4 separate regions of the Mus musculus genome follow, and all the other regions are linked to region 1. The links are chromatin loops, found by intact Hi-C in ENCODE. Cell type or tissue: left cerebral cortex. All regions are shown on one strand. Region 1 has its middle 10 kb from the start of Rimklb. Region 2 overlaps Aicda (activation-induced cytidine deaminase). Region 3 overlaps Aicda (activation-induced cytidine deaminase). Region 4 has its middle 11 kb from the start of 1700063H04Rik.

The links. Peaks named below come from ENCODE experiments on the same cell type or tissue, not always from the same donor. Only the 100,000 strongest peaks of a DNase experiment are listed, where the experiment ranks them.
Region 2: it touches region 1 in a loop (6-fold over the local background); 26 of 42 quality-filtered maps call a loop at or near these places.
Region 3: it touches region 1 in a loop (4-fold over the local background); 26 of 42 quality-filtered maps call a loop at or near these places.
Region 4: a loop joins it to region 1, with 3 times the contacts of the local background. A loop is called at or near these places in 4 of 42 quality-filtered maps.

Annotation. Positions count from the first base shown.
Region 1 is chr6:122,495,513-122,498,012 of GRCm38, forward strand. No RefSeq gene overlaps it. Among named protein-coding and RNA genes, the nearest start is that of Rimklb, 10 kb to the left of the region's middle. In left cerebral cortex, a CTCF peak has its summit at 1,227; DNase peaks (open chromatin) are centred at 22, 203 and 1,183; H3K4me3 peaks cover 162 bases; H3K27ac peaks cover 670 bases.
Region 2 is chr6:122,556,120-122,558,619 of GRCm38, forward strand. All of the region lies in intron 1 of Aicda (activation-induced cytidine deaminase), which reads left to right. Among named protein-coding and RNA genes, the nearest start is that of Aicda, 3.6 kb to the left of the region's middle. In left cerebral cortex, a CTCF peak has its summit at 993; a DNase peak (open chromatin) is centred at 986; H3K4me3 peaks cover 678 bases.
Region 3 is chr6:122,561,140-122,563,639 of GRCm38, forward strand. Aicda (activation-induced cytidine deaminase) reads left to right here. Exons shown (of 5, transcript NM_009645.2): 3 at 1-172; 4 at 702-817; 5 at 1,281-2,500. The coding sequence ends at 1,334. Among named protein-coding and RNA genes, the nearest start is that of Aicda, 8.6 kb to the left of the region's middle. In left cerebral cortex, a CTCF peak has its summit at 1,548 (motif pointing left); DNase peaks (open chromatin) are centred at 1,288 and 1,553; H3K4me3 peaks cover 311 bases.
Region 4 is chr6:122,401,153-122,403,652 of GRCm38, forward strand. No RefSeq gene overlaps it. Among named protein-coding and RNA genes, the nearest start is that of 1700063H04Rik, 11 kb to the left of the region's middle. In left cerebral cortex, a CTCF peak has its summit at 1,274 (motif pointing right); a DNase peak (open chromatin) is centred at 1,284.

The DNA.
Region 1 (2,500 bases):
AAAAAGCCAGTCACACATACCACACAACCACAAACAAGCACTCTCAGACTGCAAAATCTTTTCAACAATCCATTCCTGGTTTTTTTATGCGGTCAGCAGTTCACACAGAGCCATGATCGGAAAGAAACAACGCATACATTCGAATACACGTTGCCTACACAAGGCCTCTGCAGTCTGCTCACAAAAGGCACAATGTCTGCAGAAGGGTCTTTGCCGGCTGCAAACACAGGCTTCTCCACCCCTTCCTTAAGCCATCCTGACTGGCTCTTTCTTCCAGACACCTCCTCCCCTCTCGCCGCCTGGCAGCGGCTCTGCTTCCCCATCGCGTACTTCCAAGTTCTAACTGCCTGCCATCCATCAATCTCCCGACAAATACTCAAGCAAGGCAATAGTTTCTCAAAGTTCCTTTGCCCGGACCAGAAACTTAATCTAGCAAAAGGACAGTCCCCAACAGAATCTGCTCTGGCTTATTTCTTCAGCTTTTAATTTATTAAAGAGCATTTGCGGGTGGGGGCAGGGTGGAGCAGAAGGAAGAAAACACGAAGTTGGAAAGATAAAAGCAGAGAGGGAGAGAGCGCCCTGATAGAAAGGTCACAGTATTGAGATAATTTGGGTAAAACCTGAAAAACAGCTGGGTCCAGTGACCAGCCTGGTGCAGGCCAGTAATCCCAGCTACACAGGAGGCTGAGGCAAGAGGAGCAAAAATTCAAGGCTTGTCTGAATGACAGAGTGAGGCCAAAGTCAACGTGGGCAAGTTAGTGTAACCTCCATCTCAAAATTTTAAGGCATACAAACGGAGGGTGTAGTCCTTTCGGTAGTCAAAGGTTCAATTTCAATACTGTGGAGGCCCTGAGTTCAGTCCCCAGCGCTGACACACAACTGCAAAAAGGTCAAGGGAAGAGAATCAAAAATTCAAGGTCCTCTTCAGCCTTATAGCACGGTCCAGGTCAGCCTGGGCTACATAAGACCCTGTCTCCAAAGGAGAGGGGAGCTGGTGACATGGCTTAGTGTCTTACGTATGCAACACCCTGAATTCTATCTCCAGTAAGGTGTGAGGGTGGTCTAGAGATGTTCGGGGGTTAGAAGCACTTCCTACTCTTGCAGAGGACCTGAGTTCAGTAGCCAGCACCTGAGTTTAGTACCTAGTACTCACCGTTATCACACAAACACCTACATAAAAATGAAATATTTAATTCTGGAGGAAGAGAAGTACCACTTCTGTCCATAAGGTGATGCTCATGAGCTGTGGATTAAAAAAAAGAAAGAGGCAAGGCGGTTGTAAAAATTAAGGAGAAACAAAAGAGTGGAACATGTGAAAGATTATAAATATTCTCCTGGGATTTTCGTCTGTGAGGCTAATAGAAGAATTAGCAAGGAAGAAAAAAATCTTCTAATACGATTATGTATTTTGAAATGTCCTAAAAAGCCAAACTAGATAATCATCACGAGTACCTGCCTCCAGGGAGACTGAAAGCACTAATCTAAGGGTGTTTACTGATGCGTGGAAGGAAGGTACATTTGGTCTCAGATAAAGATGATGTCTCAGACACTACAGTACTTGAGACATAGTCTCCAAAATTACCTATTTATCTGAAATTCATTTAACTGATCATATTGTACTTATCTGGCAAGATTGTGTTTACCATGTCCTGGGGGTATTCAGACAGCTGCTCAAGTCTGAGAAACCATGCTGTCAAGTAGGGAAGCCTGCATACCTGAGCAGTTACAGACTCTACATCCTGCTAAATAAAGGTCTTTCATTTTTTATTGGGTGTTCTGGCATAGGACCAGAACAGGGAGAAATCCCAGAACATGGAAGGTAGAGACAGGAGGTTCAGGAGTTCCCGGTCATCTTTGGCTACACACACTGAAGACCAAGCTAGGCTACATGAGACCCTGTCTCAAAGCAACAACAAGGTTGAGCAGTGGTGAGGGTAAGGGCATGCCCCTCTAAGCCTGGGGACCTCTGTTCAGTCTCTGGAACTCATGTGGAAGAGACATACGTCCCATGATGTAACCACTTGATCTCCACACTCAGACACAAATATTTTTAAAAAGATGAAAAGGTTTCTAAACAAAATGAAAAGGAAGGGGAAAGAAGAGGAAAAGAAAAAAAGGAAGATGAAAGATTCATCATACACCAGGCAACTTTGATGAACCGAAGTTTTATAACTGATTCTCCACAAGTCCTCTCTGCAACCCTCAAGTCTACGTTGGATTCAATACTTCATTCTTTGTTCATCTTCTTAACCATCGGTCATATGTAACTAATAGCACGCTTCCTTCTTGTTGCAAGACGCCAGGTTTGTATACAAAGGGTGCTGCTCCCTGTTGCCTTCTCCAGACAGGGTATCTCTGTACCTACCCTCGCTGTCCTGGAACTCCATCCATAGACCAGGATGACTTCAAACTCGGAGACCCCCTGGCCTTGGCCTCCCAGGATGTTGGGATTAAAGGCATGTACCACCCACCCCCACCCAGCACTAGGGAGGCAGATGCA
Region 2 (2,500 bases), 61 kb after region 1:
GTGGTGATGATGATAATGATGCTGTGTCATCACATAGCCCCCGTGGCTTAGAATTCTCCATGAAAGTCAGGCTGGCTTCCATTACAGAAAGATCCACCTGCCTCTGCCCCCCTTCGCCCCCAAGTTCTGGATTTAAAGGTGTGCACACCATGCCCAGCTTCTAAAGGGTTTTTATAATTTAGTGATGAATGTAGACATGGAGGTACTATGATCGTTATCATGGTAAATTACTATTTCAAAATAAAGCTATGATCATTAGAGGCCAAGACAGGAGGACCATGAGTTCGAGGCCAGCTGCAGCAACATAGAGATTTCCAGACTAGCATGGATCCCGCAGCATGAGCATGTCCCCAAAACAATTTTGTTTTTCCAAAAGTCAGGGACTGTCACGTGTGTTGAACTATCATTAAAGCATGAGCTGTGAACGTGTGAACATGCATTCAATGATAGTATATGGTTATTTATAGTGGCTCTAACCACTGCAGCACCAAAGCGGAACATATCCAAATTTCAATCAGCACATAAATGAATAAACAAAACATGTTCTACCCATACAATAGAATATTGCTCGGCAGGAATAAGGAGCCAACTTCTGATATTTGGGTGAATATAAAATTTACTATGTTCCGTGAGAGCAGTTACACAGGAAGGAGGAAACGTGATTTATATGAAATTATAGAAAGTTAGAAATAATTTACATTTACAGAGAGCAGGTCGGCGGTTGCCTGGGTAAGAGGAGAAAGAACAGCCAATAGCGACATAGAAGCTTTAAGAAGCCTAGAAATGTCTCCTCTGATGGCCCTGGCAGTCTGGGCTGCGGACCTGCCGGCATTCACGGAGCTGTAGATTTTAAGCGAGTGGAGCTCACTATGTAAATTGTATCTCAACAACAACAAAAGTGAAAAACGGTTTCAATTCTCTTGCATCAAAACCGTATTCAAATTCCTAACTAGCTCTTAAAAAAAAAATCATTGCACTTCCATCCATCACCACTGTGTGGCGGTGCTGTGTCGACAAGTGAGCGACACAGTTGTTTATCATCCGTTTTATCTCCTGGCTCATGTCCACCGCTTTAACAGGAACTGTAATTTTTTTTTTTTTTTAAGAAACGTGAGGGCTGGGAATATGGTTCTGTGGGAACAGCGCTTGCCATGAAAGCAAAAGGACCTGAGTTGAGGGGTCCAAAAGCAGACACCTGTAATTCCCGTGCTTCTAAGGCAACATAAGAGGTGGAGAAAGGAGAACCCCAGGAAGCTTATGAGCCAGTTAGCCCAGGGCGCACAGCAGAGAGCAAGAGATTCTATCTCAAACAAGACAGAAGTCAAGGACCAACACCCAAGGTTGTACTCTGCTCGCCACACGTATCCTGTAGTATGTGTTGCCTCTACCCCCACCACATACACACACACGCACACACTCCACAAAGATTTTAAAAATTATTTTTAAGTGTGTGTGTGTGTGTGTGTGTGTGTGTGTGTGTGTGTGTGTGTCAATGCATGTGCCCTCAAAAGTCAGAGGTGTCGGATCCTGGTGGAACTGGAGTGACAGGTGGTTGTGAGCTGCCTGATGGAAGAGCAGTTCGTGCTCATAACTGCTGAGCCATCTCTCTAGTCCCCAGAAAACCTGTATTTTTAAAGAAAGAAAGAACGAACGAGAAAAAAAAAACCTCGGGGGCTGGAGATGTAGCTCTACTAGAGAACTTGCCAGCATGCACAAAGCCCTGGGTTAAGTCCCCAACAAGTAGGTGGGACAAGCCTGTTGTCCCAAGACCAGGGGAGTAGAGGAGGCAGGAGAGTTCTCCTTGTCAAATTCCCCACCAGCCTGAGCTAAATGAGTTCTCATCTCAAAACAAACAATAAAAATAAATAAATAAAATAAAATCAACAAAACTGACCCAGCAAAATCCAAAAATGAAAACCCAAAGACCTAAGCAGGGGTGGGGGTTAGGGGGGCGTGGTTTGTCAGACGGCTCAGCAGGTAAAGGCATAAACTGCCAAACCTGATGTCTTGAGTTTGATCCCTCGAGCTCACATGATGGAAGCAGAGAGCCAACTTCCACAAGTTGCCCTTTGACCTCCACAGGTATGTGTATGTCCCTACACACATATCATTCATACAACGATAGTAAACAAATGTGATTTTTTTTAAAGACACAGAGGCAACTATTTCTTATACTTCTGTTTAATGAAGAATGGATAGATACTATGTAGCAACGTGATCGCAAGTCGACATGACCTCATATGACCCTGTGCTTAGAGAGGGAGGAAGGACGCCCCCAGCAAGGCCCATCTGCAACATTCCTTTTCCTGGATAGAGACAGGACACCCACAGAATATGGCTCTTCAAGGAAGAGAGTGACCTTTCTTTTCGCAGGAGCTCAGTGGCTTTGATACCCTGTTGTCTTCCTTCCTCGCTGTGGCTCAAGTGCTGGAAGTAGAGAGTGACTTTCTATGTTTTCCTTTGCTTTGTCTTGTACTGAGTCAGACCTAGAGCCTCATAC
Region 3 (2,500 bases), 66 kb after region 1:
CCGTGCTATGACTGTGCCCGGCACGTGGCTGAGTTTCTGAGATGGAACCCTAACCTCAGCCTGAGGATTTTCACCGCGCGCCTCTACTTCTGTGAAGACCGCAAGGCTGAGCCTGAGGGGCTGCGGAGACTGCACCGCGCTGGGGTCCAGATCGGGATCATGACCTTCAAAGGTGAGACTTGCACACTGGAGAGAGCGGTCTGAGTTGCCACTCAGAGTGAGTGTCAGCGGGGAAACTGGGGGTGGGGTGCTACTTAAAGACCTTCAGTTCGTCCTGGATATCAAAAGTATTACTTTATTTTTTGAGGTAGGATCTCGCTATCCCAGGCTGACCTTCAACTTGCAATTCTCCGACCTCTGCCTTCTGAGTGGCGGAATTACAAGTATACATCAATCTCAGAATTATCAGAATTTGAGAGATAGAAGTTGGCAGGGCTACAGGTGCGCTCAGTGGCAGAACTCTGGTCCAGCATGTGCAAAGCCCTGCATTCCACCTTTAGCAGTCAAATAATAAATTGAGGAGGGAGAGGAGGAGGATAGTGGTCAGAGAGATGGTTCCGTGGGGGCCCTTGCCTTTGTACCTTAAGTTTAACCCCTAAAACACTCTGACTTTCTGACCTTCACCTACACACACACACACACACACACACACACACACACACACACCTCCTTCTTATTTATCTATTTATTTTTCTTTTAAGACTATTTTTACTGCTGGAATACATTTGTAGAAAATCGTGAAAGAACTTTCAAAGCCTGGGAAGGGCTACATGAAAATTCTGTCCGGCTAACCAGACAACTTCGGCGCATCCTTTTGGTAAGTCTGCCTGTCTGTCTGCCTGTCTCTCTGTCTGTCTCTGTCTCTCTGTCTGTCTCTGTCTCTCTCTCTCTCTCTCATACACACACACATACATACACTCACACACACACACACACACCTGGAGCCTCTTAGTTATTTGTTTGTATTATGCATTATTTTATACAATGATTACTTCAAGGCACTTACAACCCAGTTTTCTTTTCTGCTTTACCCAGGACAGAGCTTCCACTTAGACGCTTGCCTCTTGCCTCCTCTTCGCTCAGTCTTCATAACTCTTTCCTTTTGCTAACCTCCCCTCAGGTGGGGTTCCTTCCAGGGCAGAATTCGCCCCTTCTTTTTTTCCTGGTCCTCAAGCAATTTACTTTCCTCTGGAGCCACCCACTTCGTTTAGACACTTTCCTTTCCAGAGATCAAATTTAAAGCCCTTCACTCCGTTTATATCATCTCTCTTTCTCCACAGCCCTTGTACGAAGTCGATGACTTGCGAGATGCATTTCGTATGTTGGGATTTTGAAAGCAACCTCCTGGAATGTCACACGTGATGAAATTTCTCTGAAGAGACTGGATAGAAAAACAACCCTTCAACTACATGTTTTTCTTCTTAAGTACTCACTTTTATAAGTGTAGGGGGAAATTATATGACTTTTTAAAAAATACTTGAGCTGCACAGGACCGCCAGAGCAATGATGTAACTGAGCTTGCTGTGCAACATCGCCATCTACTGGGGAACAGCAGAACTTCCAGACTTTGGGTCGTGAATGATGCTCTTTTTTTTCAACAGCATGGAAAAGCATATGGAGACGACCACACAGTTTGTTACACCCACCCTGTGTTCCTTGATTCATTTGAATTCTCAGGGGTATCAGTGACGGATTCTTCTATTCTTTCCCTCTAAGGCTCACTTTCAGGGGTCCTTTTCTGACAAGGTCACGGGGCTGTCCTACAGTCTCTGTCTGAGCAATCACAAGCCATTCTCTCAAAAGCATTAATACTCAGGCACATGCTGTATGTTTTCACTGTCCGTCGTGTTTTTCACATTTGTATGTGAAAGGGCTTGGGGTGGGATTTGAAGAATGCACGATCGCCTCTGGGTGATTTCAATAAAGGATCTTAAAATGCAGATGAGGACTACGAAGAAATCACTCTGAAAATGAGTTCACGCCTCAAGAAGCAAATCCCCTGGAAACACAGACTCTTTTTCATTTTTAATGTCATTAGTTTACTCACAGTCTTATCAAGAAGAAGAGTTCAAGGGTTCAACCCAATTTTCAGATCGCGTCCCTTAAACATCAGTAATTCTGTTAAAGGGATCAAACATCCTTATTTCTTAACTAACTGGTGCCTTGCTGTAGAGAAAGGAGCAAAGCGCCCAGATCCAAAGTATATAGTTATCATAGCCAGGAACCGCTACTCGTTTTCCATTACAAATGGCAAATTCTTCCCCGGGCTCTCCTCATAGTGCCTGAGACGGACCACGGAGGTGATGAACCTCCGGATTCTCTGGCCCAACACGGTGGAAGCTCTGCAAGGGCGCAGAGACAGAATGCGGCAGAAATTGCCCCCGAGTCCCAACTCTCCTTTCCTTGCGACCTTGGGAACAAGACTTAAAGGAGCCTGTGACTTAGAAACTTCTAGTAATGGGTACCTGGGAGTCGTTTGAGTATGGGGCAGTGATTTATT
Region 4 (2,500 bases), 94 kb before region 1:
TCAAGACAGTGCACACCTTTGATTACTGGGAAAGTACCACGTAATTCTAACACAACACGAACACAAATGACACAAGGAAGGGATGGTAGCAAGTCTTCAAGAGCCAAAAAAGGGCCAGCAGGATGAGACTGTAAAGGTGTTTGCCACCACTCCTAGGACATTTGATCCCCAGCACCCACAGGTGCAAGGAGAAATCTGACTCCTGCAGGTTGTCCTCCGACCTCCACGCGTGTGTCGTGCCTTTCACGTGTGCACACCTAAACATGTAATTTAAATAAAAATTGAAGAGCCCAAAACAAAGATCAAAGTGACATAAGTTTCCCACAGACCTGAAGATATTTAGACAACCAGGAGGCAAATACCACTTTTATTACTATGCAAAGCGACAGGGAATAGACAAAGACAACCAGAAAACAAAGTACTTTCTTAATACAGGGGCCAAGGGTCAGGGAAGAGGCCAGTTATCTGGAAGTGTCTGAGAGGAGCTGAATGGAGTGTCATCACTTCATCTTGGCTATATACTTATAGTATATGTGTGTGTGGTACATGTGTGTGTATATGTGTGTATGTGCTTGTATACGTCTTGCACATGTGTATGTGTGGTTGTATGTGTGTGCTTTGTGTGTATATGTTTGTGTGTGTGTGAGTTTATGTGTGTGTATGTATGTGAGTGTGTATATGTGTGAGTGTGCATAGTACGAATGTGTTATGTGTGCATGTGTGTGTGAGTGTGTATAGTGTTTGTGGTGTACATATAGTATGCATATGGCGTGTGTGTGTGTGTGTGTGTGTGTGTGTGTGTGTAGGTCAGAAGACAGCTTTCAGAAGTTGGTTCTCTCCTTTCATCACCTTTGCCCCATGGACTGAAGAACTTGGGTCATCAGGCTTGGCCGCAAGCACCTCTACTCACTGAGCCATCTCACCGGCCCATTTCTGCTGTATTCTACCACTCTGAGAGTAAAATACTGTGTTCTTTATTTATTTGAAGGTGGCATCTCACTCAGCTGTGGCTGGTCTTCAATTCAGTAGATAGCCTTGAACTTATTCTCCTGTTTCATCCCAAGTGTGAAATTACTATGTTATTTAAACTTGTCGTTTCTTCCTTTGGCTTCTTGGTAAAATTCCTTTTGTTAATGTCACTTCTAGACCTATGTAAATGGAATATGGAGGGGAAATCCTTTTAGAAGATAACTCAGGCTTTATAACAAAGTCCACAACCCTTTAAACAATCTGGGCAGAGGAAAGTCTAACCGAGGTAGCTAATGATCAACCTCCAGGGGGCAGTAGAGTCTAAGCACCGACTGAGACTGCCCCTGTAGTTTGGAAATCAAAACCCACCAGCATACCAAACTCTGCTAGAGAGGAGATAGATACAGGTGATAGGAAAGAGAAGCTAAAAGACTCTAACCTGGGAAACAATGTAGTTATGACTGCAAACCAGTAAGGAGTACACAGGGAAAGGAGCCTCTGAAGCCATGGAGACAGAAAACAGAAAAAAATGCCCTTCCTCTATTTAAGGTCCACTCTAACAAACCAGAAGATTACAGGGGGGGGGGGGGGGGCATCCAATAGGTAAGGACCAAAGATGTAAAAACCACAACTTGCCCAGGACAAGTTCAAACCCATTATAAAAAGTTACCATCAGTATGTGGTTCTGGGGGGGAGTGCTTGCCTATCATGGGTCAGCCTTGGTTTCATCTCCAGCAACATGAAAAATATAGGTTTTAGGAAAAGACACAATTTTAAGGATTGAGTTGGAGGAATATTGAAGTACGTTTGCCTAGTTACCACACTTTTAATTTTCCACATTTAATGTTGCCAGAAGAAAGCTGACTTTGTAAATCACATTATTTATTATCTTGTCTCTTAATTTTTGTTTATTTGGGGTTTTTTTGTTGTTTCTTTTTTCTTAATTTCTTTCTTCCTTTCTTTCTTTCTTTCTTTCTTTCTTTCTTTCTTTCTTTCTTTTTTCTTTTCTTTTTTTCGAGACAGGGTTTCTCTGTGTAGCCCTAGCTGTCCTGGAACTCACTTTGTAGACCAGGCTGGCCTCGAACTCAGAAATCCGCCTGTCTCTGCCTCCCAAGTGCTGGGATTAAAGGCATGTGCCACCACCACCCGGCTTGTTCTGTTTTTTTAAGACAGGGTTTCTCTCTGTAGCCCTAGTTGTCCTGGGACTCAATATGAAGACTAGGCTGGCCAAGAACTCAGATATCTGCTTGCCTCTGTCTCCTGAGTTCTGGTACTAAGGCATTTACAACCTTTAATTAAGAGGCATTGCCTCTTAATTTTTATAAGATAGTAGAAGTATATAGTCTTATTTTTCCTTTTAATAAGTAAGCCCTGTTCTCTCTCTCCCAACCACTGAACTGCATGTCTTAATGTCTTAATATTTAAACTGCAAAGCCATTTGGTATCATTCCTGAAGAGATAGTCTTTAGATTATTTTGTTTAGATTTATTTACTTATTATTAACCATTCCATTCGTTTACATCTCAAATGA